3 separate regions of the Homo sapiens genome follow, and all the other regions are linked to region 1. The links are chromatin loops, found by intact Hi-C in ENCODE. Cell type or tissue: CD14-positive monocyte. All regions are shown on one strand. Each heading gives the region's core, and the rest is flanking DNA. Links, peaks and the distances in the headings are about the cores only.

The links. A loop is a pair of places that touch in the nucleus more often than their neighbours do. Peaks named below come from ENCODE experiments on the same cell type or tissue, not always from the same donor. Only the 100,000 strongest peaks of a DNase experiment are listed, where the experiment ranks them.
Region 2: a loop joins it to region 1, with 2.6 times the contacts of the local background. A loop is called at or near these places in 10 of 110 quality-filtered maps.
Region 3: a loop joins it to region 1, with 2.0 times the contacts of the local background. A loop is called at or near these places in 5 of 110 quality-filtered maps.

Annotation. Positions count from the first base shown.
Region 1 is chr7:151,918,711-151,928,725 of GRCh38, forward strand. No RefSeq gene overlaps it. Among named protein-coding and RNA genes, the nearest start is that of GALNTL5, 33 kb to the right of the region's middle. RefSeq lists an enhancer at 7,073-7,372. In CD14-positive monocyte, for the core only: no CTCF peak of the experiment used is centred there; DNase peaks (open chromatin) are centred at 2,011, 4,641, 5,081, 7,241 and 2 weaker places; H3K4me3 peaks cover 4,156 bases; H3K27ac peaks cover 7,960 bases.
Region 2 is chr7:151,846,606-151,856,620 of GRCh38, forward strand. The region is part of intron 1 of PRKAG2 (protein kinase AMP-activated non-catalytic subunit gamma 2); the gene reads right to left. Among named protein-coding and RNA genes, the nearest start is that of PRKAG2-AS1, 25 kb to the right of the region's middle. RefSeq lists enhancers at 7,356-7,876, 7,877-8,397. In CD14-positive monocyte, for the core only: a CTCF peak has its summit at 4,098; DNase peaks (open chromatin) are centred at 1,396, 4,246, 4,696, 5,366 and 1 weaker place; H3K4me3 peaks cover 2,118 bases; H3K27ac peaks cover 5,482 bases.
Region 3 is chr7:151,803,960-151,813,974 of GRCh38, forward strand. All of the region lies in intron 1 of PRKAG2 (protein kinase AMP-activated non-catalytic subunit gamma 2), which reads right to left. It overlaps PRKAG2-AS2 (PRKAG2 antisense RNA 2), which reads left to right and starts at 2,379. Exons shown (of 3, transcript NR_171033.1): 1 at 2,379-3,077; 2 at 3,413-3,676; 3 at 5,290-6,861. In CD14-positive monocyte, for the core only: a CTCF peak has its summit at 5,059; DNase peaks (open chromatin) are centred at 2,362, 3,202, 4,052 and 5,142; H3K4me3 peaks cover 2,871 bases; H3K27ac peaks cover 4,675 bases.

The DNA.
Region 1 (10,015 bases), core at 1,065-9,064:
CCTCTCAGAAAAGACTGGAGAGACAAGAACAGAGCCAGCAACTACCTGGCATTGGAAGCAGAACAAACACCAACAGGGCTTCCTGTGAAAACAAATGAAATGAGATGTCTGATGTGCCGGCATGGCAAGGGTTTAGTGAACCACAGCTGCCTTCGCCTCTTCCCACCCTCTGAGCCTCAGTTTCCTAATCTGTCCAATGGAGATAACAGAATCATACCACAAAATGCTGCTTTGGGATTCAAAAGAAAACAATAGATGTGAAAACAACCTGTAAATTGTAAACTCCGATAAAGCCGGGCATACATAGCAGCGTGCACCTATGGTCCCAGCTACTCAGGAAGCTGAGGAAGGAGGATTACTTGACCTCAAAGGTTTAGGCTGCAGTGAGCTATGCTGGGGCCACTCCAGCCTGGGTGACAGAGAGAGATTCTGTCTCTAAAAATAAAAACAAAGAAATAAAAGTGTGAAGAGAATAGCTGTTACTGTCCAAAGAGGTGCTGGATGAATGTTCGCCACCGGGACACATTGGCAGCACTTCTTCAGGAGATTTTTTCTTTTTTCTTTTTCTTTTTTTTTGAGACAGAGCCTTGCTCTGTCACCCAGGCTGGAGTGCAGTGGCCTGATCTCATCTTGCTGCAAGCTCTGCCTCCTGGGTTCAAGCGATTCTCCTGCCTCAGCCTCCCAAGTAGCTGAGATCATAGGCATGCACCAGCATGGCTGGTTAATTTTTGTATTTTTGGTAGAGATGGGGTTTCGCCATGTTGACCTCGCTGGTCTTGAACTCCTGACTTCAGGTGATCTGTCCGCCTCAGCCTCCCAAAGTGCTGGAATTACAGGCATGAGCCACCGCTCCTGGCCTCAGGAGTTTATCTAAATAGGAGAGCTGCACTTTGTCTCTTTTCCCCCAGTGGGACAGGAGCATAGTCTCCCACATGGGCCCTCAGAACCAGCTTAACCCAGGCAAGAGTCAGCGGGAAGGCCAGGCTGGTAGTGGGGAGAGCAGGAAGCAGCAGTACAGGGCCGCTGTCCTTTGGCAAGTACATGCCTTTCACCCCTGGGGTCAGGAGAGGCCCACTCCGATTTCCTCCGCAGAGCAGCCACCGCAGCAGCTGCATGTGGGATGCCCTGTATGTGAGGAGTCCAAGCAGAAGCTGGGACACAGGAAGTTGTCCAGGTGAGAGACGATGGTCCAGGCCAGGGCTGATGGGGACCTGCACTGAGGTTCTAGCTTTATATAGTGGCTGGGCACGGTGACTCACACCTGTAATCCCAGCAGTTTCGGAGGCCAAGGCAAGTGAATCACTCGAGTCCAGGAGTTCAAGACCAGCCTAGACAACATGGTGAAACCCCGTCGCTACAAAAAATAACTCAATTAGCTGGGTTTGGTGCCGTGCACCTGCAGTTCCAGCTACTTGGAAGGCTGCGGTGGAAGGATCGCTTGAGCATGGGAGGTCAAGTCTTCAGTGAGCTGTGACTGGGGGACTATACTCCAGCCTGGGTGACAGAGTGAGACCCTGTCTCAAAAAGAAAAATAAAAAGGTGATAGAGCGAAAGTACGAGAGAACATGATGAGTTTTGCCTGAGAAACTGCGTGGGTTTTATTTACTGAGCAGGGAGAAGGCTTGCAGGGGGCAGATGTAGGGGCATTCAGTAGTTCTCTTTGGGCCATGGTAAGTTTGAGGCGCCTTTTGATATCCAAAGGATGATGCTGAGCAAATGGTTTGTAGTCCTGCCTGGAACTCAGATACAAGGAAAGCAGTGAAGTTATGTATTTTCAGTATCATCAGTGCAGAGATGGTAGAAGTCAAAGGATTACTGTGTTGGTTTCTTGTGACTGTCATAGCAGAGTGCACAAATTGGGTGATGTAAAGCAACAGCTGCTTATGCTGTCAAAATTCTGGAGGCTGGAAGTCCAGCATTGGGTGTCAGCAGGAGCACCCCCTCTCCGGAAGCTCTAGAAGAGAATCTTTCCCAGCCTCTTTCAACTTCTGGTCCATCTTTTGCATCACTGGAAGTCCTCAGCCTGCAGTTGCATCACTCCATCTCTGCCTCTGTCATCAGATGGCCTTTTCACCTCTATCTATGTCCAAATCTCCCTCCTATAAGAAGACACCAGTCATTGGATGAGGGTCTACCCTGCTCCAGTATGACCTCATCTTAACCTGCTTAAATGTACAAAGACCCTATTTCCAAATAAGGTTGTGGTGGACAGGAACCTTGGAAGGACACTATTCAATCCTGAACAATTACCTAGGGAAGGGGTATAGACAGAGATGAAACCCAAGAACAGGACGTTGAGGTCGCAATGTTTAGAGGACAGAGAGAGAAGGAGCTCCCTGGTGACACAGGTAGGATGTCAGTGGGACTGAGGTCCGGAAGATGGCAAGCCCTGTTTTTTTTTTTTTTTTTTGAGATAGAGTCTCGGTCTGTCACCTAGGCTGGAGTACAGTGGCTACAGTGGCGCAGTCTTGGCTCACTGCATCCTCCACCACCCAGGTTGAAGCAATTCTCCTGCCTCAGCCTCCCAAGCAGCTGGGACTATGGACACAAGCCACCACACTCAGCTAATTTTTGTATTTTTCATAGAGACGAGGTTCCACCATGTTGGCCAGGCTGGTCTTGAACTCCTGACCTCAAGTGATCTGCCCGCCTCAGCCTCCCAAAGTGTTGGGACTACAGGTATGAGCCACCGCACCCAGCCTGATAGCACATATTTTATCTGTCAGCTTTGGTGAAGTCATCAACTGAGAGCTGGGAAACATGGCTCGGTCGAGTGCCCATTCGAAACCGATTTGGAAGGTTCTCCAGCCATGTCCAGCACCTAATGTAGCGTGAGAAATGGCTGGGCTCGATCATCATTGAGGCTATATGTCAGAGGGAGAAATGAGCAAGGGAGGTTAGGGGGTTCGCAAAGCAGCAGTCAGAATGAAACTGGGGTTTGAGGGGGCAGGAGGTGAGAGCGGGGAATGCTGGGGAGTGGGAAGATGTGGGCTGGGGAGGAGAGCCTCATCCAGGTGGGGGAATGGTTGACGTGGGAGTGCAGAGCGAGTGAGCCAGGAGGACAAAAGGCGGCGGCAGCGGATGCTGGGAATTGAGGTTTCAGAGGTAGTACAGGGCTTGGTTATAACAAAATCTAGTGTCAGCCATGTGAACGGGTGGCTGAGGCTGGTGGAGCTGAAGAATAGGAATCATAAGGCTGAGGCAGCACACAGGACTCCAGGGGGAAACTGTTCTCCTGCAAGAAAACATGTGGCTTGCTTGACTTCCACTCCCAACTCCAAATGGTAGGAAATAAAAGGCAAAGGAAAGAAAGTCAACTTTCATTGCCAGGACTTGAGGGCCAAGATCCCTGAGGCAAGGGAAGCCGGCCTGTTGTCTGTCCACCATCCAGGCTCCCAGGCATTGGCTAAGTCCTTCCTGCACACAATGGTGAGAGGCCAAGAAACCAAGAAGAGGGCAGCTGCAAAGAGGCCACACAGAGCTTCCGGCAGCCTCCCAGTGCTAGAAGGACCAGAGCCTGGAATTCTGGACCTGCCTGGGAGGAGGGGCCCAGGAAACACCTAAACTTACTTTCAGGAAGGGCCAACTGGAAATTGACTATCCCTCAGAGAGTTTGAAATTCAACTTGAAATGGGAATGAAGGAGCTAGACACTAACAGAAAGAAAAGTTTAACAGAAATAGGGACTGAGGTGGGAGAATCACCTGAGCCCGGGAGGTCGAGGCTGCAGTGAGCCGAGATTGCGCCACTGCACTCTAGCCTGGGCAACTGGAGTGACACCCTGTCTCCAAAAATAAAAAATAAATAAATATAAAAGAAACAGGGGTTCCAATAATTTACTAATTGTTATCACAGAACCAGTGAAAATTGGTGAGGCCCCGCCAACTCTTCATCTTAAGCTGGCAGCAGTTTCACTTGTTTTATTATGATTATTCAGCTTGAAATATAAAAACTTGTCACTGGATAAGATTTCGTCAGGTGCATCAAGACTTTTCCAAGAAGCACATTTGTTAAATATTGAACAATTAAAAATCTGTAGGAATTCGTCCAGGCACAGTGGCTCACGCCTGTAATCCCAACAATTTGGGAGGCGGAGGTGGGCAGATCATGAGGTCAGGAGTTCGAGATCACTCTGGCCAACATGGTGAAACCGTTTCTAATAAAAATACAAAAATTAGCCGGGTGAGGTGGCGGGTGCCTGTAAGCCCAGCTACTCGGTAGGCTGAGGCAGGAGAATTGCTTGAACCCAGGAGGCGGAGGCTGCAGTGAGCAAAGATCATGCCACTGCACTCCAGCCTGGGCAACAGAGCAAGACTCTCAGAAAAAAAAAAAAAAAAGAATCTGCAGGAATTCGAGGTGAATCTGAGATGTGCGTTTGTCTTGGTTCTGGAAGTCTTCGGTCACAGCTTCAGCTCCCTGTCTCCTGCTGGTGCCGCTGCCCTTTGGTTTCTCTCCATTATAATCTTGCACTTTTCTTAATAGAGCACTTAGCTTGACCTTCTTTTCTGGCATTTTTCCCTTTTCTATCTCAACACAATTGCCTAACATATTCTTGGGTAATAATGCTACTGAAAAAGGGAAGAGAATAATAGCGACAGAGCTTTGAGGATTAGAAACACGGGGCTAAACCTGTAAGAACCCGTGCCCCTGTTACGCAAAGAGGGAACCGAGAGGCAGAGATATTAGGGAACGTGCTCTGAAAACCTGGGAAGTATAGGAGTGAAGCCCGACCTCTTTCACTTGCAGCCTGCTGCCTCAACACCAAGCTAGGGTGGCACATTCTGGCACTTTCATCGGCACCCTGGGGTGTACATCAAAGATGAGAGAAATTCACGCCCTTGGGCCAGGATCCAGCCTTCACTTGCTGTCTTGTTATTCGTTCATTTTCTTATGTTCCGCAAATATTTATTAAGTGCCTATTCTGTGCCAGGCATTGTTAGGAGCTGGGCTACAGAGACAAAGGAACTCAAGGGCAAGACAGTCTAGGAGGAAGGCAGACAAACAGACAGCAGACAATTACAATGCCAAGTGGCAAGTCTGTGGGGAAAGGGAGGACGTGGTGTTCTACAGCAGACCATTACCAAACCGAAAGACGTCAGGGTGAAACTTGGAAATGACCCAACTGCTAAATAAGAGAACAGCTCATTGTCATGACCCCATAGAAGAATGTTAATCAGCCATTTAATTTCTGGAGACATGAAAATGGTGGTCCCAAAATGATGCTCCTTGAAAATGGCTGGCTGTGGAACAGAATCTACATCTGAGACCCCTTACATTTTTTATAAACCAAAATTCTGCTGAAGGTCGTTAGATGTGCTGAATACCTTCTGTTTGCAGATTCATGAGCTGCCTCAACGGGCACCTTGACCTCTGGCTTCTGGTGGGCTTGGACCAGTGGATGGCACCCCTGGGCCACTGGACCGAGGGAGGAGGAGAATAGAAGTTGGGAATGTGTCCTCCCCGTTCCCTCCCTGCGGTGGCCTCAGTGCTACTGGGTACCCTGGCCACTGCTGGCAGGTCCTACAGGCTCTGGGAGCTGCTTCCTTCACCTCTTCAGGCCGAGGGAGCCGAGGTGCCTTGCTGTCACCAGCTCCAGGACTCTGCACCATCCTCTGGGGCTCCCTACACTCGTAAATAGTCCCTTTATTAATCTCTCCTCAAATTACGTAAATTATGGGTGCCAACTATCTCCTCCTGGACCCCTGGTGAATAGACACCTGGTTTGTGTGGGTCATTTTTGTTGTTCTCTCATGCGTGTTGCCAGCTTTGTATAGTGGTCACCTTTGGGGGTACGTGGCCAACTCATGACCCCTCATCTTCTCTGAGAACTGTCCCCCAAATCGCAGGGGTGGGCCCAGCACCCATGTTTGCACCAAGTGCCTGTAACGGATTGGGCTGGAGTGGAGATCAAAGGTCAACCAGGCCAGCCAGCTGCCCTCTCCTAGGTGCTCGGTCAAGACTGGAGAAAGCCCAGCCAGTCTTGGTGGACGGACGTCCTGTGAACAAAGAAAGAGGAAAAGCCAGTCTGCAGAGGGATTAAAGGGACGGCCTCGGACCTTTGGACCCTTGTTTTGTGAGAGGCACATTTACAAGTTTTTTTAATCCAAATTAAGATAATAGCATACATATTGTTCTGCCATCAGTTTTACAACTCGCTATAGTGAGAACAGTCTTCCTTATCATGAAATAGGCTTTTACAACATGATTTTTAATGACTGCAAGATTTTTGTTGTATGGCTATTATCATGATTTACATCTAGAACCTTGTCCAGGATTAAAATCAATTGTATTGGTCTATATTTTGTTGAAACACCTGCCTCTTTTGGAACTCAGGACCACAGTTGCTTGTCTTTAGTTTTCCTGCACTTTTGCTGTTTTCCAGCGTTCTCTATTTTATTTTATTTATTTATTTTTTTGAGACAGAGTCTCACTCTGTTGCCCAGGCTGGTAGTGCAGTGGCACAATCTTGGCTCAACACAACCTCCGCCTCCAGGGTTCAAGCAGTTCTCAGGCCTCAGCCTCCCAAGTAGCAGGACTACAAGGTGTGCGCCACCATGCTCAGCTGATTTTTGTATTTTCAGTAGAGACAGGTTTCACCGTGTTGGCCAGGCTAGTCTCAAATTCCTGACTTCAAGTGATCCACCTGCCTCAGCCTCCCAAAGTGCTGGAATTACAGGCATGAGCCACCACATCCGGCCTCCTGCATTCTTTAAAGCGCCTCATACATCCATCAGTGTCTTCTGTACATCGTACTTCCTTCATGCTCTGAAATCGAATTCGTTCAAATCAGATGGTCACATGACCTCCTCAATAAAAATTAACATGGATTGAGTGTAGCTCTGTTCTAGGTCTGAGCTATCTCATTAATTGTCACAACGTCATCTCGTTTGCCCTTCAGATGGCCTGTGGGCTTGTTTTTATTTTCTCCGCTTAGTGCCGGACACCATCTTGGAGGACGAGTGTGGGTTTCCTGCGTTAAAGCAGCCGGCCGGGCAGAGCTGAGCAAACCCCAGGACTTCCGACTCAGAATCTACACAGAACACAGCCTCCCTCGGACTGATGTTTGCTCTGCCCTTCACAGTTTGAAGATAATGATCCTGGATAGAATAGAAGCCAAATAAGAGTTCAGCAGCTCTGTGTTTTCATCTGTTTAATGTCACCATCTGTCCCAAGCGGGGAGCCTCTTCTTTCTTGTTCCTGTTTTTCTGAGCATGACTAAAATCTATTTTAAAAGTTGACTCAGCATGACTTGCAAGCCTTCGTTCAGGATGGTTCTTAGCTTTTGTGACACGGTTTAGCCTCTGCCCCTCTTTTCTGTATGTCCTGGGTTATGATCAGTTTAGCAGCAGGGAAGAATCTGGGTTTGAAGTTTGGCTGACCTGAATTTGAATTGTGAATCTTGGCAATAGACCAGTCAGCAGCTATGTGAACTCAAGTGACTCCATCTTCCTGAGCCTCTGCCTCCTTGAGTGACAACCACCACCCCTGCCGTGCTCCATGTCCCTGTGCGGCTCCTCCCACTCTGCATCCGGGCTGGCCCTGTGCCTCGCTTTGCCAACAGAAAGCGCCAGAATGATGCTGTGCCACTCCCAGTCTAGGCCACGAGAAAACCTGGTGGCTTCTACTTTTGTACTTTGGGAAGCTCTGCACCATTGAGGAAGAAGTCTGTCTGCCCTGCTTCTCCACCTCCAGGTGAAAACGCTACATGGAGAGGTGTGTAGAAGAGGGAGAGGCCCAGCCATCCCCAAATCCCAGCACAACCTGACCTTCCACCTGTCCCTGCCAGGGCCCCAGACCCGAGTGAGCAGTGCAGGCCAGTCCCCAGGTGGCCGCAGCCTCAGTGGACACCACGTGGGACAGAAGACTGTCCCACTGAATCTAGTCAACCCTCAGAATCCTGGGGCGAACTGAATGGCTCTCTTTAACCACTGAGATTTGGGATGGTTTGTACACAGCAACAGGTACCCAAACATTGTTAAATGGGAGGAAAAACCAAGGCTTATAGCGTTTAGCAAGGTGCCTGGCACACGACAAGACGGGAGCTACTCTTATTTGACTTTGTCAAAACTGTGCTGGGTTGAATGCTCCTTTGAGACTAATTCCTTGAACACACACTTTGTTTTTTGGGTTTTTTTGTTTTGTTTTGGTTTGGTTTGGTTTTTTGTTTGAGATGGAGGCTCACTCTCTCGCCCAGGCTGGAATGCAGTGGCACGATCTTGACTCACTGCAACTTCCACCTCCCAGGTTCAAGCAATTCTTCTGCCTCAGCCTCCCAAGTAGCTGGGATTACAGGCACCTGCCACAATACCTGGCTAATTTTTGCATTTTTAGTAGAGATGGGGTTTCACCATGTTGGCCAGGCTGGCCTTGAACCCTTGACTTCATGTGATCCGCCCACTTTGGCCTCCAAAACTGCTGGGATTACAGGCGTGAGCGACCGTGCTTGGCCCTTGAACACACATTTTGGACAGGAAAGTCTTGCGTAATCTCAGAATCATCCTCTATCTCCCCGTGGCACCATGGCCAGAAGGGAGTTGTTCTCCATTCAGTCTCCACTCTAAGATATTACACTGGCAGCCAGGGAGGTTCAAGGTGGATCAGGGCCTGAACCCACTGCCATAACAGTGTCCTTTTGACATCTCTGTTGCCTTCTAAATCAGTGCTGGGGTTCCCACAGTTCCATGACCTATAACAGGGAGTTTCTTGTGGGCTGCGAGCCCCTAGGAAGATGACCCTCTCTGGTGAGACCAGCTTCCTTCCCCACAGCTTGCCTTGCCTGTGCAGAAGGAGTGAGGCAGAGGGTCTGCAGGCTCTACTCGCCCCCTTGCTTCACAAAGTATTTCCACCTGTATTCGTGAAGTTGACTGCTCCATCACCTGAGGTCTGCGTAAGGAGAAGGTGGAGCTGGGACTGCAGTCTGGCTTGGCCAGGGCTACTCCAGAAGTAGTGACAAGCACAGAGGCTCACCCAGGAAGGTGCTGGGGTGCTGCTGTCCATCCGGTGACACTGGATAACATTTGATTCTGAGCCCGTGTCACCTCCCTGGAACTGTCCCGACATGCAGGAGTCACGATAAACCATACTGTAGTCATGTTAAATTATTTGATCATTATAAAGATAAAACTCTTCTTTTGCAGTCATAGTTTGCAATTGACAGCTATTTTCATAGTTAAAACATCACTTTCTTAAATGATTAACACCATACGTTGCGACTTTGGTGCACTGTGTTGGAGTGATGGTCTGTTTTACCTTTCACGAGCTAATGAGAGAAGAACAGCGTAACATGTACATGAAGGTTTGCAGCAAGTAAAGTCCAATGATATTAACATCACTGAGCAAACGCAGGTTTCCCAGCAGTTTGGATACTTTAACGTGAAGATAAAGTGAAAACGACAGTAAGAAAGCCTAAGTTATGGTCAGACCATGCTTGAAATTGCACAAATGCATCATTTCCAGCATTCATTTGCTTTCCTTCCACAGCCTATGCTGAACTGAGATTTTTTTTTGTCTTTCTGCTGGGATTAATAACCAATTTTAATTTCTATTCCTGAGCCTGGCAGTATTAAACTAGGTATTTTTTAATGTAGATAACAACATCACCCTATTGCTAACTCTATTTGAGCAATGGTTTTACAGTGTGTAATGCTATCTCACTTAAATTGACATTTCAGGTTGCTTGGTAGCAGGATCTGGTTAAATACAAGGGTTGATGAATGTAAACCAGCTAACAAAGCCCTTACGTTAATCATGACATTTTGCAAAATACACTGATATGAAAAGACATTATCTATATTATTATTAAAGCTAAAAATACTAAAGCAGATTAAACATTAAACCAGACCTATGACTGCATTATTTTTTCCCTGTTAAAACAAACTTTAGAGATTGTATTTCAGCCAAAGAGCCTCATCCCTCACATTAAATTATTATACTCTACAGGGATTTGAGGTTTCGTTTGTACATATGTTTTCCTAGTTAAGTACAAGGAGTTCAACCTTTCACATACTTAAAGTACT
Region 2 (10,015 bases), core at 703-8,702, 72 kb before region 1:
ACGCTGGCAGGAGGTGGTATATGAGACCCTTTGTGCATGTATGTCTGTATGTGTAGGTGTGTATGCGTGTGCATGTGGATGAGTGTTTGGACGTGTAGATAAAGTGAGTATTCTTCTGGTTATCTTTGTATCTTTGTAAAATGAATCCCCCTCTTATAACCACCATAGGGCTTCATAAATGCCATGTCCTACAGTATTCTTCTGTAGTTGGATTCTAGGACGTTTGCATGACTGTTCTAAAAAGCTTGGTCATATTTGAAGAGGAGGACAGTCCACTAACACGCACAGCTGGGAATGAGATCCAGTTTTGCAAAGGGATTTGTGTTTTAATGACACAAATGTGAGTCCTCATCTGCTTCTTAAACTGTCAGCAAGATCACCAAGGCTGTTACTAATGTAAGTGTGTATGGGGGTAAGCGGCTGGGTGAGGGACTGCTAGGTAAATGCTCTCGGCCTTGTACCTGTGCAAAGCCCATGCTTGACGGGGGATGCCCGAGAGGGAAATGGTTCTGGAATCTCCCAGTGAAACCGCCTGGACTTTGCAGGAAGACTGCAGCCTTAGGCTGGGGTCCCTGATGTCTAGTGTTATTCTGGGTACACAGCAGTGTCCACACAGCAGATACCAGCTTAACTGTGTGGCCGAGATGGTACAGTGAAGAATATTCCTCTTGGCCAAGCATCCAAAGGGAGCCCCTGAGCTGCCGGTAATTTTCCTCTGGCCAAGGGTTAGCAGGCTGGGGCGACAGGAGCCTACTGAGAGTGAATTAGGCAGGTGGCTCTTAGCTGACTTTTCCTTCTATGATCAGCTCTGTTCCTTTTCTCAAGCCACATCCTCACGGACGCTGGCCTTGAGCTCTTGTCCCCGAGCCTCTCTCTCTAGGAACTTGTCCTTCCCACAGGACATCGACACCTGAGACCCTGTGAAGCACCCCACTGAGGCTGTACCCCCTGGCCTTCCCAGCCCCATCACTCATCCTGGGGCACTGCTCATCTTCTGAAGGCTCAGAGCCCTTTTCCTTCCAACACGACGATGAGCTAACCTGGTATATAACCACGCGGCAAAGCACCGACAAGCTCCGCTGGGGCTGCTCCAGCCCTTGCTCCCAGCCTGGGCACCTGAGTCTTTCGAACTGGCTCTTTCTTCCAGACACAATGCTTCTGTCCTCTGGGGTTTCAGGTGTAGAGAAAAGGAGGCCACCCTGTGAGGTTGGCGCCCGGAAGCATCCGTTTAGGCAGGTGAAGCTGGCAGCTCACACGGGCTCCCCGGAGCAGACTGGGGGTGTCTTTCCCCAGCTCCATTAACTGAGGCCATGTGGAAATCTTCCATGGTGGGAACATTTACACCACAGCAGTCAGGAAACACTATGAATCAGAGCTGCTTTTCTAAAGAGTCAGTTGCTAAAGAGTGCCCGTGGCCCAGCGGCTTTTAAACTACGCCACCCCTCCCTCCTGCACTGTGAAGTCAGATTGCAGAGACGAGGCTGAGGACTTCAGCTTTCAGGATGGGAGCAGATGAAACCTTTGGATAAATACTGCTATGGTTTGAATGTTTGTGCCTCCTACAAAATTCATGCTGAAACTTAATCCCTCATGCAACAATATTAAGAAGTGGGCTTGGGGGTGGTTAGGTCATGAGGACAGGGCCCTCAGAAATGGGTTACTACTCTTAGAAAAGAGCTGGAAGGAACCAGTGAGGCCTACTTTTGTCCATGTGAAGTCACAGTGTGCAAGGTGCCACCTTGGAAGCAGAGACCAGGCCCTCACCCAACACCGAACCTCCTGGCACCACCCTCGTCTCGGACTTTCCAGCCTCCAGAACTGGAAATAAATTTCTATTCTTCAGAAATCACCCAGTCTCGGGTATTTTGTTATAGCAGTACAAACAGATGAAGAAAATACTGCATGTCTTTTTTTTTTTTTTTTTTTTTTTTTTTTTGAGATGGAGCTTCGCTCTTGTTGCCCAGGCTGGAGGGCAGTGGCGCAATCTTGGCTCATTGCAACCTCCACCTCCCATGTTCAAGCAATTCTCCTGCCTCAGCCTCCTGAGTAGCTGGGATTACAGGCCCCCGCCACCACCCCTGGCTAATTTTCATATTCTTAGCAGAGACAGGGTTTCACCATGTTGGCCAGGCTGGTCTCAAACTCCTGACCTCAGGTGATCTTCCTGCCTCGGCCTCCCAAAGTGCTGGGATCACAGGCGTGAGCCACCGCACCCAGCCTACTGCATGTCTTTTGATCTACCTAAAAATAAGAAAATGATAATAAGGATAATAAATAACTTTAAAAATTAAATTGGACTTCCGTCAGCAGACATCATCTCATTTGATCTTCACAGCCCGCAGGTGAGGAGAGTTGGGGAGGCCAGCCACCGAGCCGTACGGGTTGGCTCAGGCAGGCCCAGGACCTGGGTACTGCTCCACGGTTCCTCTCCCAATGGCTCCTGCAGGGTGTTCTGAACGAAAATGGGTTCCCATTTAGGAAGTTCTTTGTGATCCTGGAATACAGGGGCGTGGTGGAGACCTCGAGAATTCTAACCGTGTTGGGGAAACGAAGACGCAGAGGCAGTGCCCCCTGCCTGGCAGGCCGCAGGCCCTGAGACACAGGCTGCCTGGGGAAAGGGGCCTCCGATGCACCGTGCTTTGGAGAAAGTTTCTGGCAGGGCCCTGCTCCCTCCCACACGGGGCGGTCTGGCCATGCCAGCTAGGCTCTGTTTTCTGGAACTTGGCCCTTCCCTTCCGCAGGAGTCCAAGCGATGTCAGGATGATGGTGGGGAAGTTCTTAGTCAAGAATCTCCGTGCCTCAGTTTCTCCATGTCCCTATTAGTCTCTGTGTCTAGATGGACAGGAGACCAAAGGATGGAGGGTGACAAGAAACACCAAGTCCTGCTGTATTCATTTCTGGCGGCTGCTGTAACAACATACACACACGGGGTCTTAGAACAACAGAAACGGATTCTCTCAGAGTTCTGCAGGCCTGAAGTCCAAGATCAAGGGGTGGGCAGGGCCGCGCCCTCTCTGAAGCCTGTGGGGGACCCTTCCGTGCCTCTTCCTAGTTCTGAGGGTCACTGGCTCTCCCTGGGGATCCTTGGTAGCCACCAGCGCACTCCTGTCTCGGCCTCTGCTGTCCCATGGCCTGCTCCCCACGGGCCTGTGTCTTCCATCTTCTTGGGAGGCTGCAGTTATGCTGGATTAAGGGCCCACCCTGCTCTAGGATGACCTCATCTTCGCTAAGTACATCTGCCAGAGACGCCATATCCACACAAGGTCACATTTACAGGTGCTGGGGGTTAGGACCTCTCTATATATTTTGGGGGACATAATTCAATCCGTGCCACTTGTGCATGCTGGGCGTGTTCCCACCTGGGGAAGCTGCTCCTGCCCAGCCCGCAGCACGTTTGCCATTTTCCGGAGCGTGCTGTAGCTAGGCACAGAGAGGCTCTGCTGGGCTGCAGGGGGAGCGAGACACACCAGGGAGGCTGAGAACCCACACCGCCTAAACCGAGGGGCCGTGCACACAGGTGGCTCAGTGTCTGCAGAAAGAAGCGGGAGGGGGGTGCAGGGGAACCGTAGCACCAATTACCCATAGTGGGCACATCAAATGATTACACAGGGACAGTGGGTGTGAACCGGGTGGGCCCAGGAGAAACCTGGAGGTACAGTCCCCTCACCTAGAACGCTTCTTGAGTGTTTAATGGAAAGACGCCTGTCCAGAAGGTTTCTCCTGGAAGGAGGGATCAAATCTGTCTAAGCTCCGAAGTAACCCTGCTCAGCTAATAGGTTATTTCCTCATCTTAGAAAGGAAGAAATGAACAGGAGGCAGAAGGGCAACCTGTCCCATGCTCTGCCTCGAAGCACACGTCATCTGGTGGGCAGCCCTGCCATTGTGGAGGTGGGCAAACCGAGGTTCAGAGATGGCATTGGCCATGCTCATCAAAGCAGCCCAAGCTCACACTCAGCCAAGGAGCCCCGAGCCTGGATTGGAACCCAGATGGACCAATTCCAAAATCCTCAAGTTCTACACTCCTTCCCGCCTGCCCCACCTCCATCGTCCTGTGTCCAGGAACATGGCCCTTGTGCCCCACCAGCATCCACCCGCCCCACCGGCTTCTGCCAGAGGGAGGAGTCAGAGGTGAGAGTCTGGTGCTCTGAGCGCTGCCTCGCAGTTGTGCAAATCAGTTCAGCTCAGTGAGTTTTAATTCAGTGTCTACTTTGATGCTGAAGATCTAGTCCCTCCCCCCACAGTCACTGATGGTGTCACTGAAAGCCGAGTCTGACAACACGGAATAAGAAGTCCTCGATGAGCCGCCGCAATGTGACCTTAGGCCAGTCACTTGAGCTCCAAGGCACGGCCCACAGGGGTACCCCTGCTCCCCAACCCGCAAATGGGTGGTGAGACCTGAGGGACTCTCAAATTCCTCCAGCGATCCCGCCGTCTCTGTGCCTGGCCCTCTTTATCTGGGATCGAGCCACTCACACCCTTGCTGCCATCTAACTTTTCTTAATGGCCTGGTAGGGAAATATCACAAAACAAACACACACAACTCAAAGAAAAAAGAAACGTCGCCCATGCCAGAGTTCAGCGTGGCTCTGACATTACATTGGTGCCTCTTGCTGGGAGAGGCCAAAACCACAACTTTCCGGAACTGGAGTGAGCTTTCCTGCCATGAGAGCTCACTGGAGCATTTTGCTAAGAACGGGTTTTCCCAGTTTGAGACTGGCGAGTTTGGGGCCTCTGGCAAAAAAAAAAAAGAAAAAAAAAAATCACTTCTGCTTTTGCCAAGCAGCTTCCCTTTTTCTGGAAACTGCCCGATCCCCACCTCGCTGTGGGCAACTCTGCCAGCAACAGCTACTCCTGGCTGGCCCAGGCTGGTGCGGGGATCTGAGACGTGGAGTCGCAATGGCCAGTGTGGGCAAGCAGCTCTTGTGAAGTTGGCCACGCACGTCTCTCCAGAGTCGGCTACAGATGGAAATTTCCATATGCCCCTGTTCAGCCAAAATCACAGGCTTTTGGTTTCATTATCATTGTCAAACCATTAACCACTAACCCCTGGCACCTAGGGGAGAGCGCTCCTGGGGCCCCACTCTGCATGCTGGTGAGCTCGAATGTCTTAGAAGTGGATGCTTCTGGAAGGAAGGATGGGAAGCCTCCCTCCTCATGGGTCCCCCTCCACAGCTCACGTCCAAAATGCCTTACTCTGTATCATCATCGTCTATGAAATGTGCACGTCCTCACTCCCATCACTGCTAAAACACTGCTCAGACTCAACTTCCCCAGGGGAGTTCACAGGAGAGGGAGCCGGGGCTTCCTGCTCTGGTGAAGGGCTTCCCTCCACTCCCTCTCAGCTGGAGGGCAGGGGGCAGTGAGGGGAGGAGCAAGACTGAAAACGGGTGGCAAGCTCTCGCCTGTCCCGTGCCTGCTCCGTCCCATGTCTGGAAGAATGCCAGCCTCAAAGCAAACCCTCAACAGTGCTGCTTACTGAGTGACAGGACGGACGCACAGGAACCCAGGCTCCTACGCAAGCCTGTGCCCTGTGTAAGGTGCCAGCTCAGACCGAGGCACTGGTCGGGGGTCCCTGGGGCTAGGGGGGACAGAACCCTCAAGAATGTAAGCCCTGGCGGGGCACAGAAACTCGTGCCTGTAATCCCAGCACTTTGGGAGGTGGGCAGATCACCTGAGGTCAGGAGTTCAAGACCAGCCTGGCCAACATGGCGAAACCCCGTCTTTACTGAAAATACAAAAATTAACCGGGCATGGTAGCACACGCATGTAATCCCAGATACTCGGGAGGCTGAGGCAGGAGAATTGCTTGAACCCAGGGGGTGGAGGTTGCAGTGAGTCAAGATCGCACCACTGCACTCCAGCCTGGGCGACAGAGTGAGACTCCATCTCAAAAAAAGAAAGTAAACCCTACGAGGGCAGCAGCCTCATGTGCCCTCCACTGCTACATCCTCAGTGTAGACCACAGACCTGTAGGGGGGCATGTGGTAAGCACCCCATTGTTAATGGGGCCCTGAGAAGCCACAGGACAGGCTGAGACCATATGAAGAACCGCCCCAGGACCACAGAGATGCCAACCCCACACGCCTGAGGGTCCTATAGGAACACAATGACCTGGAAGTGCTCCCATCCTACAGAGAGACCGGAGAGGCCAGGGGTGTGCACGGAGCTTCTGCCCAGAGCCCTGCACTCCACGAGAATTAGCTTAGATCTTGACCTCCTCCTCCCTCCCTGGGGCCCCGCCTCTCTCCTATCTCACAGCCTGCACGGCCCCATAAGGGGTCAGGAGGGAAGAATACCTGCTCTTTCATATGTGACCCACCTGGCAGGGCCGCAGCTCAACGGGCAACCCCAGGACTGGCTGTTGCAGCTTGGACTAAATTTAATTTCACCCTCCAAAGGTAGGGGCGGCTGCCTTGAATGGATTCCAAGGATTCCAAGGGTAAACCTAGTGTCTCTGGACTCAGCCCTAAGTCACTTTTTACTGTGTCCCTCGGAGAGCTCGGGACCCAGGAGATGCTACAACACTTGCTCTTAAACTTTTTAAAAGTAGGTGACGATTGTGACAAGGCCAACAAGGACTGGATGCGTGAGTGTGCTGTCCCATAGGCGCAGCACCCTGGAGGAGGAGGAGGGGCTGCAGCTGGGTCGACACAGCAAGATTCCAGAAAAGAGAGGAGAAAGTCGGTTTCAGAAAAGGGGAAAAAAGTCAAAATGACAGGTTTGTCAGAAAAATAACTTACATTCTGAAAACTCAGCTGCTTAAAAATAATTTACGTATATGTTTTTCAGATGACAATTTTGACAATTTTATATGGTTGATGGGTCAGATATTACGTTGAACTCTGTGAGATGATCATTTTTGAGGTTAGAAAATAGTCAAATATGGCTCACGCCTGTAATCCCAGCAATTTGGGAGGCCAAGGTGGGTGGATCACGAGGTCAGGAGATTGAGACCATCTTGGCTAACACAGTGAAATGCCAGCTCTACTAAAAAATACAAGAAAATTAGCCAGGCGTGGTGGCGGGTGCCTGTAGTCCCAGCTACTCCGGAGGCTGAGGCAGGAGAATGGCGTGAACCCGGGAGGTGGAGCTTGCAGTGAGCTGAGATCATGCCACTGCAGTCCAGCCTGGGCAACACAGTGAGACTCCGTCTCAAAAAAAAAAAAAAAAAAAGTCAAATATTGGCTATTCCACGCAGTTTAACCTAATATTATCACCTGCTCTTCACTGCTGAGGAACCTGGGCACAGGCTGAGAAAGGATGATTTGGGCTCAAAATAAGACCTTCTGACCCCAAACCGAGGCTCCTCCTATGAAATCATGCTGCTTCCCACCGAAAAACCAAAAACAAATAGAATCCAGGCCCCCTTTATTCTACAGACAAGGATAACCTTGGTGTTGAGGTCAGGCCTGTCCACCCGCTGGGGACAGCTGGGTCATTCACCAGCAGCCCAAAGGCAAAGCCCACTCCTGTCACCCCAGCCAGCCCTTGCTCTGCAGTGCCAGCAGGCAGTGCCCATCACGGGCCAGAGAGAAGAAGCCTCCACCCCGACTGCTGTTGTTTATTTCTCTAAAAAATCACATTAGAAATGAGCCTCCAAGGAGCTTGACTTGAACCTGGAACTTTCTAAAATGCAGAGTATCTATGCATCTCTATCTACATGCATGCCTCCCTTCCCCCCACACACATGCACACACACGAACACACGTGCACATGCACACACACGTGTGCACACATAACCCTTCTGGACTTAGCAGCACACGGACCAGCTGGATGCTTGTGGGGCCTGAGGGTGGACAGCTCCTCCACGCCATCAGGGCTGCTGTCTGAGACCTGCCCCCAAGAGCCTCTGGCCAGGACGCAGCCTTCCCCCACACATCACAGGCACAGGGAGGCATTTGGAGCGCCCGAGGATAGGGCTGTGTGACATCCCTGGCAAGGGCCAGGCAGCGGGAATCCAGCCGCCAAACTCGAGGGCCTCATGGAATGCTAATGGCTACGGACAGCACTGCCACAGGCTTGAGTGACATCACCTCAGTTTGCACAATTGGGCTGAGACTGGAGCTCAGCCTTCCTGGCTCCCACTCCTTGAGCTCAGGGCATGAGTACGGCCACAGAATCAGGGTGCCTGGTCCTTAGGGCGCGCCTCCTGTGATTCTCACACAACGGCCTCAAGAAGGGAGGCAGCGGGGGAGTCACGGAAGGAGGGCTCAGTCAAAGAAAGGACACATCTGAGCAGAGGGATGGCCTCGCAGCCCAGTTCCAGGATGGCTGAGGGCTCCATACTCCAGGGCTGGAGCTGGGGAAAGCACACACACCACTTTACACACACACCACCCTCCACCACTCTCCACATACCACCCTCCACACACACCATGCTCCACACACACCATGCTCCACACACACCACCCTCCACACACACCATGCTCCACACACACCGCCCTCCACACACACCATCCTCCACACACACCATCCTCCACACACACCATCCTCCACACACACCACCCTACACACACACCATCCTCCACACACACCACCCTACACACACACCATCCTCCACACACACCACCCTCCACACACACCACCCTCCACACACACCACCCTCCACACACACCACGCTCCACACACACCGCCCTCCACACACACCACCCTCCACACACACCACCCTCCACACACACCACCCTCCACACACCACCCTCCACACACACCACCCTCCCACACACCGCCCTCCACACACACCATGCTCCACACACACCGCCCTCCACACACACCGCCCTCCACACACACCATCCACACACCACCCTCCACATACACCATGCTCCACACACACCGCCCTCCACACACACCATCCTCCACACACACCATGCTCCACACACCACCCTCCACACACCACCCTCCACACACACCGCCCTCCACACACCGCCCTCCACACACACCACTTTACACACACGCCACCCTCCACACACCACCCTACACACACACCACCCTCCACACACGCCACCCTCCACACACACCACACTCCACACACCACCTTCCACACATACCACTGCAGACACTGGGATGTTTTTGCCAAGCAGAGAGGCTGCAGGCAGAGAGGCATGGGCTGTGCCATAGGGGAAAAGTGGGTGGGTGGGGGCAGGCAGAGGGGTGGGGGCGGCAGGAACCACAGGGATGGGTAGAGGCTCAGAGCCACACCTGCTCCAGACCATATGGACCTCACAGATGAGTCTGTGTCCTCGCTTAGGCGAAAGCTGAGCTCCATGATGCTATGTGCACCCTGTCTCCATTTCCAAAAGGATGCTTGCAATGCAGTTACATAAAATACCTTGAAAGGAGGAAAAACAGTAGCCACAGGAAGATAAAGTAAGGCGGTCTCTGGAGAGAGGTTAAGACACAAAAACCCGTAAGTCCTACACACTCGCCAGACACAGGCCACACATTCTGCCCTTGGGGTTTCTCCAGCAAATGAAGAAAGAAGATTTCTTAAAAATTATAGCATACTCAAGTTTGCTACATGGCATATCATGGCAAACCTACATAGGGTATCATTTAATTCTCATGGCCACCTGCAGGCAGGTATTCTTATTGCTGTTTCACTAACAAAGCAACTTAGGTTCAGGGCCATCAGGGAGCCTGTCCAAGGTCACACAGCCAATGAGAGGTGTGGCAGGAGGGAAACCAGGTCCCCAAAGTCCTGGCTCCCCGTGGCGATCTTTCCAAGGCCCGCGCAGCCGAGGACGCAAGCACAGGTGCCACGAGCACGCTGGAGTGGCCCCGAGGCGGGCCCCTGCGGAGGCTTGCAGCTCCCTGGAAGGTATTTTGCCTTCTTCATTGCCCCAAATTAGGATGTAGGGGGAGACGAAAAGACGTCCTGCAGGGAAGGGCGTGGATTTTGGAGACAGCCACACCGGGTTCAATTGGCCTCGCCGTGGCCCTTAGGCAAACAACTCATTCTATCTGAGCCTCCGTTTCTCCAACTGTAAAAACCGGGTGAATACTAGGAACAGGCAGAGTT
Region 3 (10,015 bases), core at 1,598-9,597, 110 kb before region 1:
AATTAATAGGATTCAAAAGTCAAAACATAACAACCTGTAATTGAAGAGTCATACCCTTGGCCCAGCCATGCCATGTCCCCAGAGGAACCACTTTTAGTTGCGTAGACAGCTAGGGTTGCTTTATGCAAATGCAAATATGAAGGCTGTTCCCTGTCTCTTATCTGTTTTGCTCGTGTCTTACTGCCTCGCCTATCTGGGAGATCTTTCAATATCAGCACGTAGGGATTTGGGGGTATCCACGTCATATGCTTTTGTCTGGAATGCTCTAGTTTAACCAGTCCCCTGTAGGTGACGCAGGCTGCTTTCAATCTTTGGCAATTACAGAGAATTAATACAATAAAAACTTGGTCCATACTTCATATTTCCAGCATAAGTTCCCAGAAGTGTGGCTGCTGCTTGCAGGTCAGTGCATTTATTATTTCTGCCACGTGCAGACAGGGGGAAGGGCCCCTTATAAAACCAACAGATCTCGTGAGAACTCACTATCACAGAACAGCATGGGGGAAACCACCCCCATGATTGAATTACCTCCACCTGCTCTCTCCCTTGACATGTGGGAATTACAATTCAAGAGGAGATTTGGGTGGGGACACGGATGTCACCACGAGCCCTCCTCAGCATTGGACAGTTTGCTCTCCTAACTATGATGTAGGAGAGTCTATTTCCCGCACTGACTCACCAACAGGCTATTTTGTTCAACACCTGGACTTTTGCTGGGTTGGTAAGACGTGGCATCTGTGTAACCCAAATTGACATTTGTTTTCTTTATTCCGTGGTGTTCCATCGCGGCACAGAGTCGGCACTTGAGGTGGCATCCTGTGGAACTGCTTCTCAAACTGCACGTAGGACATAGGTCATAAAATCCACTCAGGACACACAGGTTTTGTTGCGGCTGCTGTTCATAGAACAAAACCAGAGCTCCAGGAGTTTTCTGGGATGTCTATATCCAATAGGTCATGATGTGAAGTTCCTCGCCGTGGCTCACTGTCAAAGTCTGAAAGCCGCTGCGGAAGTGGCTCAACGCATGGCAGGCACAGGGGCTCCATGGGGTAAGTAGCCCACAGGACAGCCACTAGGAATGTGGTCCCTCCCTGCATACATGTGCTGTCTCCTGTTGAGTGGGCGAATCTGTTCCTCCATCCTTGAGTTGGGGCAGCTGTGCTCAACAGAAATGCAGCAGAAACCACACCACCTGACTTCTGGGTTAGGTGAGAAGGAACCTCGCAGTTCCTCCTGGATCTCTTGTAATGTCTGCCGCGGGTGAAACCAGCTGCCACGTTAGGAATCTGCACCAAGACCACCATGTTATGAGGAAGCTCAAGCCAGCCACGTGGAGAGGCTGCACGGATGGAGAAACAGCTGCACGGCCAGCCCCAGGGAGTGATGTGAGAGTGAAGGAGCCTCTAGGATGTGCCAGGCTCAGCTGCCACCTGACTTTTCAAATAGGAGGAACCCCCAGTGAGAACTCAGCTGAGCCAGATGACTCCTAAATCCATGAAAGATGATTTCAAATCATATTTTTAAGTTTTGGGGTGGTTTGTTATGTAGCAATAGGTGATCTTGTGACTATGTAACCCTGGGAAAGTTACTTCATTTCTCTGTTTTTTAATCTAAAAACTGGGAATCATGGGAGTTCCTACTGGAAAATGAGTTAACATATAGAAGTATAGAACCACATATGAGTTAACAAAGACATGGCTGTGATGCCTGGGACTCATTTGGAAAACATGAGTTATCACTTTAAAATGCTTCACTGAGTTTAGAGGCAATATACTATGATTACTGAACCCAGGGACACTACAGATTCTTCCTTCTCAGAGCTTTGATGAGAGGAAAGAGGCAGATTCCACCTTACCTTCAGGTTTGCCAAGATCCTTCCCCAACGTACAAGTGAAAGGGAGCTCAGGAAGGCAGAATGAAGGGACACATCAAATCCTTGGTGACAAAGTTTAGGACAGGCTGGGCACAGTGGCTCACGCCTATAGTCCAAGCATTTTGGGAGGCCAAGGCAGGCTGATCACCTGAGGTCAGGAGTTCTAGACCAGCCTGGCCAAACCTGTCTCTACTAAAAATACAAAAATTAGCTGGGCGTGGTGGTGGCCGCCTGTAGTCCCAGCTACTCAGGAGGCTGAAGCAGGAGAATCGCTTGAACCCGGGAAGCGGAGGTTGCAGTGAGCCAGGATCCCACCACTGCACCCCAGCTTGGGCGACAGAGCGAGACTCCGTCTCAACAACTATGACAACAACAAACAGTTTGGGACAGAGAAAAATCCCTGTAAACTTCAAGCCTTTTGGGGTGCTCTTGGGTGAACTCCTAAATTGCTCAAGGGCTAACTTCCTCATTTATTATTAAAAGAAAAAAGAAAAAGGCAGAGGCCAGTGGTGAAGGCTGGCGATTTCTGGTCTAGGGTGAGAGATAACAGAAAGTAACAATGGAGGCTCTCGCAGTGCTCGCAGGCACTCAAGGAACGGAAAGGAAATTGCACATTTCACCCGTGACTGCATAGGCAAACGAGAACAGCAAGTCTCTGCTTTCAGCTGGAATGTTATCAACTTCGGTCACGCTGATTATCTCAGGCTGATCAGGAAGGCTGGTACCAGGAGTGAGTGACTAAATGAAGAAATTACTAATTAACAAATGCTTGGGTGGACAATCCTTCAAAATTTAGGATCAATGGGAGGAGACAGAAGGAGTCTTGGGAGGATTTTTAAAATATGCCAGAGCTGGCTGGGTACAGTGGCTCACACCTGTAACCTGAGGACTTTGAGGTGGAGACGGGCAGACCACCTGAGCTCAGGAGCTCAAGACCAGCCTGGGCAACATGGCAAAACCCTGTCTCTACTAACACTATAAAAAGTTAGCTGGGCGTGTTGGTGCATGCTGTAGTCCCAGCTACTCAGGAGGCTGAGCCACGAGAATCGCTTGAACCTGGGAGATGGAGGTTGAAGTGAGCCAAGATCGCACCATTGCACTCCAGCCTGGGGAAAAAAAAAAGCCAGGCCTCCTAATGTACTCATTTAAACATCACTTGTGTCCACCTGGGTTCAGAATTGCGCTGGACATGGGATACACAAAGGTAAGACATGGACCCACCCTCAAGTCTGAAGGTGGAGGTGGGGAAGGGCAGAGGCTGTAAAGGGTCAGAGGGACCTTGTGGAGTGGTGGAAATGTTCCAGATCACACTGTGGCGGTGGTCACATGACTGTGCACACTTACGACAACCCATCTAATTGTATACTGTCAGTCAAAGGGCATTATATGTAAATCACACCTCAATAAAGCTGACCAAAAAGTGGCCAGTCAGCCACCAGCAGACCCATGGGATAGGGGAAGAAAAACAAGCAATCTACAGAACGTGGGAAAATGCCTATATTAAGAATCCTGGAATACTCCATGTGCTTTTTCATGCAGCGGGAGTGGAATTTTCAGGAAGCAGCTGTGCTGTGGGTGACGGTCATACTTTATTCTCTAAAACTCTCCAGTTTCAATTGGCCTCTTGGTGCCAAAGCACCATGGCGTGTTACACCTATCAGATCGGGCACACTGCCCCTTCTTCCCAACCTACGAGCTGAAATGGCCAGCACTGCGCCTTCCAGAACCCAGCGTAGATGCACAGCTGCCACGGAGGTAGGAAGAATGATTCGTTTGCCACCAAAAGCCCAGTTTCTCCAACAGGTAAGTCCCAGCAGGGTGCGATGTCCCAAACCTACACAACCGTTTCCACTGCCTATTCCCGGGCCCCTCACTTGGGTCAAGGCAGCATTTCAGAGGAAGCCAGGAGCGAGAACTCGTGCATCCGAACCCTTCTCTGACTTGGCGGGTTATTGGATTAGCTACTCTCAGAAGACCCAAAAGGCATAGGGGAGAGAAGAGATAAATCTGGATGCGGTGGAGACAACGGCCAAACAGAAAAACCGCTTGGAGAATAAAAGTCGGGGGAAGCCTGTAGTGGGGACGCTAGACTCAAGGGAAGGCTCTGGAGGAAGGAAGAGGCTAAAGGCATAGTTTCGTAACCCCTCCCTACAAACTACCCCCTTTCCCTCTGCCCAAGTGAGCACAGGGACCGCCCCGCAGCAAGACGACGGCAGATATTTAAAATGTGAGGAACCCCGGCCACAGCGGGCGGGGCTCCCCACCCATCACCTAGTGTCCTCACTCACTGCACTCCAGACTTTGTCAAAGTGGTGGCAGCTGAGTCCAGCACCAGAGATTGGTGATGCTCGGGTTGATTTCATTGTCAAGTGCATCTGGCAGGACTCTAGTTTGTCGACAGTATTCCAGACAAGGTGTAGCTGGCTGAACCGCAGTGCCTCGGCATTTGGGACCATTGAAAAATACTCTGGATTCTTTTTTTTTCTTTTGCAATTGCACAAGGATTTACTTATCTCTCTTCATGGGTGAAACTGATTTGGGGGGAAACTGCTAGACTCAATGACCAGTTGGACTGTAGGCAAGAAGGCCCATGATTTTGTTCCTCAGATAAAAGAGCAGCAGGGAAACAGGAGGCCTCTCTCCTGCAAAGCTGGTCCAAAGTGCACACAAGGCATGGCTGAGCGCCTGGTGATGCACAGTCAGCAGACGGGCGAGACCCAGGAACGTGTACTGTAACAAGAGAGTCTAGTGCAGGTTGTTGGGGGGGCTTGAGGCTATCCGCTGACATCTTTTCTCCCCAGTCAGGAGACAGTAGGGGAGATGGTTCTCATAGATCAAGTCGGGCTTTGAGAAGGAAGGTGAACAGGAGAAAAAAAAAAATAGAGGCCTCAGAAAGCCCCTCCCTCCCAAGTCTCTCCTCACAGGCGAACCACGACAGATGGCTGCGCGGCCTGAGGGCCGGCCTCCAGGCAGCCAGGGAGGAGCAGCTGCAAGTCCTGCAGTCTGTGAGACCCCCGAAGGGTCTGGGCCAGCATCCAAGGCTAAAGCCTTGGCTATCCTAACGCCGCAGTGGGGCACTTAAAGCTCCTCACGCCCAAGCCCAGGCCTGGTGGGAGCACGGTTCTCTCCCGCGCTCCCCCTCCTCCCCACTCCACGGCCACCCTTCCTTCCAATCGTCCCCCTGGAGTTCGTGTTGGAAGATGCCAGTGAGCACGTCTCAGGGCTCTACGCCTTGCACGGATGAGTATGGGGTGACTCAGAGGGAAGGGGTGGTGGCAGATGCCTGCAGCTGGCTCCCAGCCAGGTTTGGCCATCCTGCGTAAATGCCTGCCTTGGGTCTTGGCCTAATACTAAGGGCAAATCCCAAGAGGGGTGAGTGGGCTTCTGGAATCTGAGCAATTCTGCTTTCAAAACAGGTGAATCCCTAGGCCAGCCCGGCCCCTTCCCACACACCCCTACCCCGAGACGGGTGCAGAATCAGCAGCGGGGATCATCCAGAGACTCTCGCAGTCCACGGCAGGTGTCGGAGTGGGCCTCATTCCAGAGTTGTGGTGGCCGCTCCACCTGGCGAGCTTCGAGGGGACTCCGGCAGGCGCTCGCTGTGGGGTCCTCCCACCAGTCTTCTCAGCACAGGAACGGTGCCTTCACATTGGTCTTCCGGGGCTTAAAAGCATATCATTCCTGCTTGCTCTTCAGATGCAAACTCCCCCTCCAAGGATACCTCCAGGTTCCCTGCCAGCTCACTTGACTCACATGGCAATGGTCACCGGGCTGCCTGAGCCCAAATCAAGCACCGTTTATTAGGGGGAAGCTCCGTTATCCAGAAAGCTCATCTTTGAAGAGCTACCCATTTCCTGCCAAAGTTGTGGCGGGAAGGCCTTAGGTACTAGAAAACCTTGGGGAATGGCAATTAAAGGATTATCATTCTTACTTATTTGTTTGGATAAGCAGCAATCACCCTTCGGATGCTTATTGGTGAGAATATTTCTAAAAGTGTCCTGCACATTTCCCTGCTTTGATGAATGGAACGGCAGGGCAGGATTTAACTGTCTGATGGCTACGGTTTTGGGAAAGTGCCAGAACCTCCACGTCAGCCACCCCAGAGCCACAGGCAGGGTATGAGCCACAGCAATGGGCCCCAAGAAAGAGCCCCACACCCACCATGGTCCACGGAAGACGCTGCTTACTGGCCCCGGGTTACCTGGAGTCATGTGCATTCTCCTTACATCAAGTGAAGATAATATTTTGTTTCCTTCCCACTTTTTCTCTAACACAAGCCACCCCAGTTCTCCCTTCTGACAACAGGCAAGTGGACCCTAGTAGACCTTCCAGAAAAGCCTTAGAGAGCACCCCCAAATGCTCACATTTGTCAGCTGTAATTCCACCCTCAGTTAAAACCTGATTCTCAATGTGACTTGGCCAACGCAGCTTGCAAAGCAAGAACGTCTTCATCTAAGGTTGAAAACATCAGTTGTTTGGGTTGTGAGAAAAGAAAAGCCCACAAGGTTTCCGAGGCTTGGTGCTGTTTCTCACTGTCCTCAGCTCCTGATTCTGCAGCTGGTTCTCTCTCCAAGCACTAGCAAAACCCTGCCCTAGGAGCCCCCAGACTCTGAGAGCCCATGACCAAAAAGAAAAGGAAAGCCAAGTTGGGGAAGAACAGGGGCCCCCAACTCCACAGCCCTCCACTCTGCCCAGAGGGCCCACCCTGGGCTGCCTGGAACCCCCTAAAGTTGCCACCCCCGCAACACAGTAGTGGGGCAGTTCCTGGCAGCGCCTGCAGCCCATGGGCTGGCTCTGTACCCGCAGCCCCGCCAAGCGTCTGTTATCTTATTTACTGGAATCTGCACAGCCAGGCTCTAGCTCACCGGTGACTAAGGAGCTGCAGCCATTATTACCAGGCAGATGGCAGACTCCCTAAAAGCAGACATTAAACAATAAAATGCCACCACATACCTTGCCCACAAAATAAAATCAAAACAAACACCTAAGTCTGGCTTTGCTTTTCTTCTGCTCTCTCCCTACCTCCCCTGGGTCAGAGCACAGGGGGAGAGGTGCACGGGGCACCGAGAAGGAAATTTACGATCGAGGAAGACCATACGGACATGCCCAGTGACCTTCAGAAGGTGGCAGTAGCAGAACCACCATGGGACCCCAGGTGGCGGAGAGGGCAGACCCTGTCCATGTGTGACAGGTGGGGCAGAACCACCAGCTAGGACAGGTGGGATTGGAAGAACAAAGGAACGACAGGGACCCTGCAGAACCCACAGCCCTCTCGCCTCAGTCGCCTGATGAATAGTCAAAGTGCTAAGACCTGGAGAATTCCATCAAAAACTCAGTTGCTCCCACTGCTTTGGAAGGTGTTCTGCTGGGCTCTGCCAGGACAGGCCACGGCTGACGGCTCACCTGAAGAGAGGGACCTGCTATTTATGAAGCATCTATTATGTGCTGGCAGCTGCCCCTTACTCCTGCAAGGCAGGTACTGTCTCCATTCTTAGAAGAAAAATCAGGCTCAGGAGAAGGAAATAATTTGCCCGTGGTAGCCAGGGGGTGAACAGCAGAATGCTCTGCCAGGCCCAGGCCACGAGGCCTCTGGGGTGAAGAAGGAACACCCCCCAGTTCTTGGGCATCAGGTGCTTGTGATTCCATTCTATTTTTCTCTTAACTCATAATTCAGTAATTGAGGCTAGAGCTTTGCCATCTCACATTAAACCCTTTTAGGACTCCAGGGCCTTAACTCACACTTGTGGGAAGGATGTTTGGTTCAGGCCAATGAAAGGCTTGGCTGGAAAGCCCACAAAGCTGACAGGTGTGCAGGGCTGATGACAGGTCAGTGCACTGTCCCACTGGTGCCGGGCTGCTGAGGCTTCAGGACAAGCCTGCCCACTAGGAAGGGAGGGAAGGTATTGAGCCTTGAACGAGCCACTTACCTGTAGGTCCAACCTAGGTTTCCTGCTACGTCACCAGCCCCCAACAAGAGCTAAAGGTAGGTTTTCACTACCGGACATTCACCATGTGGCTCATAAGTACAGTTGGAGGGACAACTTTGGAGTTGTCCGAGGGCCCGAGTTTGAGCTCTAGTTTGCCATTTACTGGTTATGCAATCTCAGTAAATTATTCAAATTCATGGAGCCTCAATTTCCTTGTGTAAAAGGGAAATCTCCCAGGATCATCATGAAAATTATAATAATTAACATTCATGAAACTGCCACACATGGTGCCAGATGCCTAATAATCAATCAATCAATATTTACCAAAATATGCAATACAGACAGCTAACAGCAGTGTAAGAGGTAACGTAGAGACAGATCCTTCTAAGAAATTAAGACCCCTACCTGACTGCATTAGGAGTCATCAATTGAATCTACCGACAAGAATTGAACACAATTTAATACAAAGTAATGCATAAAACAAAAGTACAGGCATTCACCTTCATTAGGCCTGGGCTGAGTCTGAGAGGAGGTAAGGGGGTTTGTTAGAAGGGGGTGTGGTGAGACTGGTCTGTGGGGCATCTCTGGGGAGGAGAGACCTGAATACTTTTAAAGGAAGAAAAAGATCTATAGTTTGAAAGAGCGCTGTGAAGGAGTTGGATAAATCCAAGATGGATTCCATTAGTTAACAGCTGAGCTGAAAGAAGAACACAAAATTAGAAGCCGCAGTTCCAGGGACCCCTGGTTATCCAACACTATGAAGTGAGGAGGTCAAGACCAAGCATCTTCCTCTTGTTGGAAAGGCCAATGCCTGGGACACAGGACTCAAGAGTTTGTTTTGCTAAAGTGCTGATGTTTAATTTCACCCTGGGACAGGACCTGAAGAGAAGCCAGAGCTGGGTAACAAACACGAAGACCAGGCTTAGGGACTGGGTCCACCCAACCTCAGTCCACCAGCCTCCGTTCCCCTCCACCACCCACCCCACTCCCAGCTTCAAAAGAACAGGCTGGACCGCAGGACACCTGGCTTCTCTTTCCAGCTGAATCCCTTTGTGACTTTAGGCAAAGAAGATTAAATATTTTAGATTTTCAATTATGTTCACTGAATTTAACCACTGAACCCTCAGTTTCCTCATTATAAGCGTGTGTCTCTCAAGGCCTACTACTGCTGGGCTGAAAAAAAAAAAACCACACACACACACCTGAGATTTATCTAGTCCTTGGAAGTTTCCATGCAAGTTGGGGAAGCAGCTGGAAGGTGAGAAACCCCCAGACCTAAGAGGCCCACAGTGAGGCCCCTCGGGTGAGTCGGAGCCTGCCCAGGGTGTGTGGAGCCCCAGGGTGCCGGCTCACTCTGACTGCGTCCCAGGGAGCTTCCCCCTCTCACTTACTCTCAACTATTCACACCTAGCAGTCCCCGAATTCTCGATTTATGTTTTGGGGCCTCCTGCCTGCATCCTGGTTGTATCCCTAGGCCTCTCCCCATCTTCCAACACCTACAATCCGTAACGCCATCAACGCTGGATTCCCTGCTAGCCCAGCCTTCTTCAATTGTTTACTATCACCTTTGCTCTCCACCTGGGTTGAAAATTCAGATGCACAGAATCAAGCCTCCCCCCAGGAGGGGGGTCAAGCGACCCCCAGGTCACTCCTAATCACCAGCACTCAAGGACCCCGAATCACAGACTTGAAGCAGACAGACAGCCTCTGGCTTACGGAAGGCGATTGTAAGGAAAAAAAAAAAAAAGGACATGGCTTACTCAAAGTGCCATGCATCAATGTCACAGAAGGGCGACAAGAGGGATGCTGGGTGAGCTCCGAATCTAGTACTTTCCAGCCTGCAGCTCTACTTGTTGCTGCAAATTCACTCAACAGTCAGGGCTTCTGGTTCTCAGCCTCCCCCTCCTCCTCTCCACCAGACAGCGGTGACAGCCCACGGTTCAGCCACTGAGGAGGCCATCTACGATCTTCTCTTCCTTCCCTTCCTCTCTCCCCCACTCCCCTCCCATCTGCTGCTTCTTTGGATTCCCCACAACTTCAGCAAGCAAGTAAGCGTTGGGCTCCACGCTCCGCAGGAGGCCAAGATACCCTTCAATGTATATGGGGTCAAGAGAGTCCCCAGAAAACTGTGGGCCATCCCCAAAGCCCCCACATCATCCCCAGTCTTTTCTGTTTGGGCCAAAGGTAATAAGTGATGACTCAGGAAGGGCAAGGC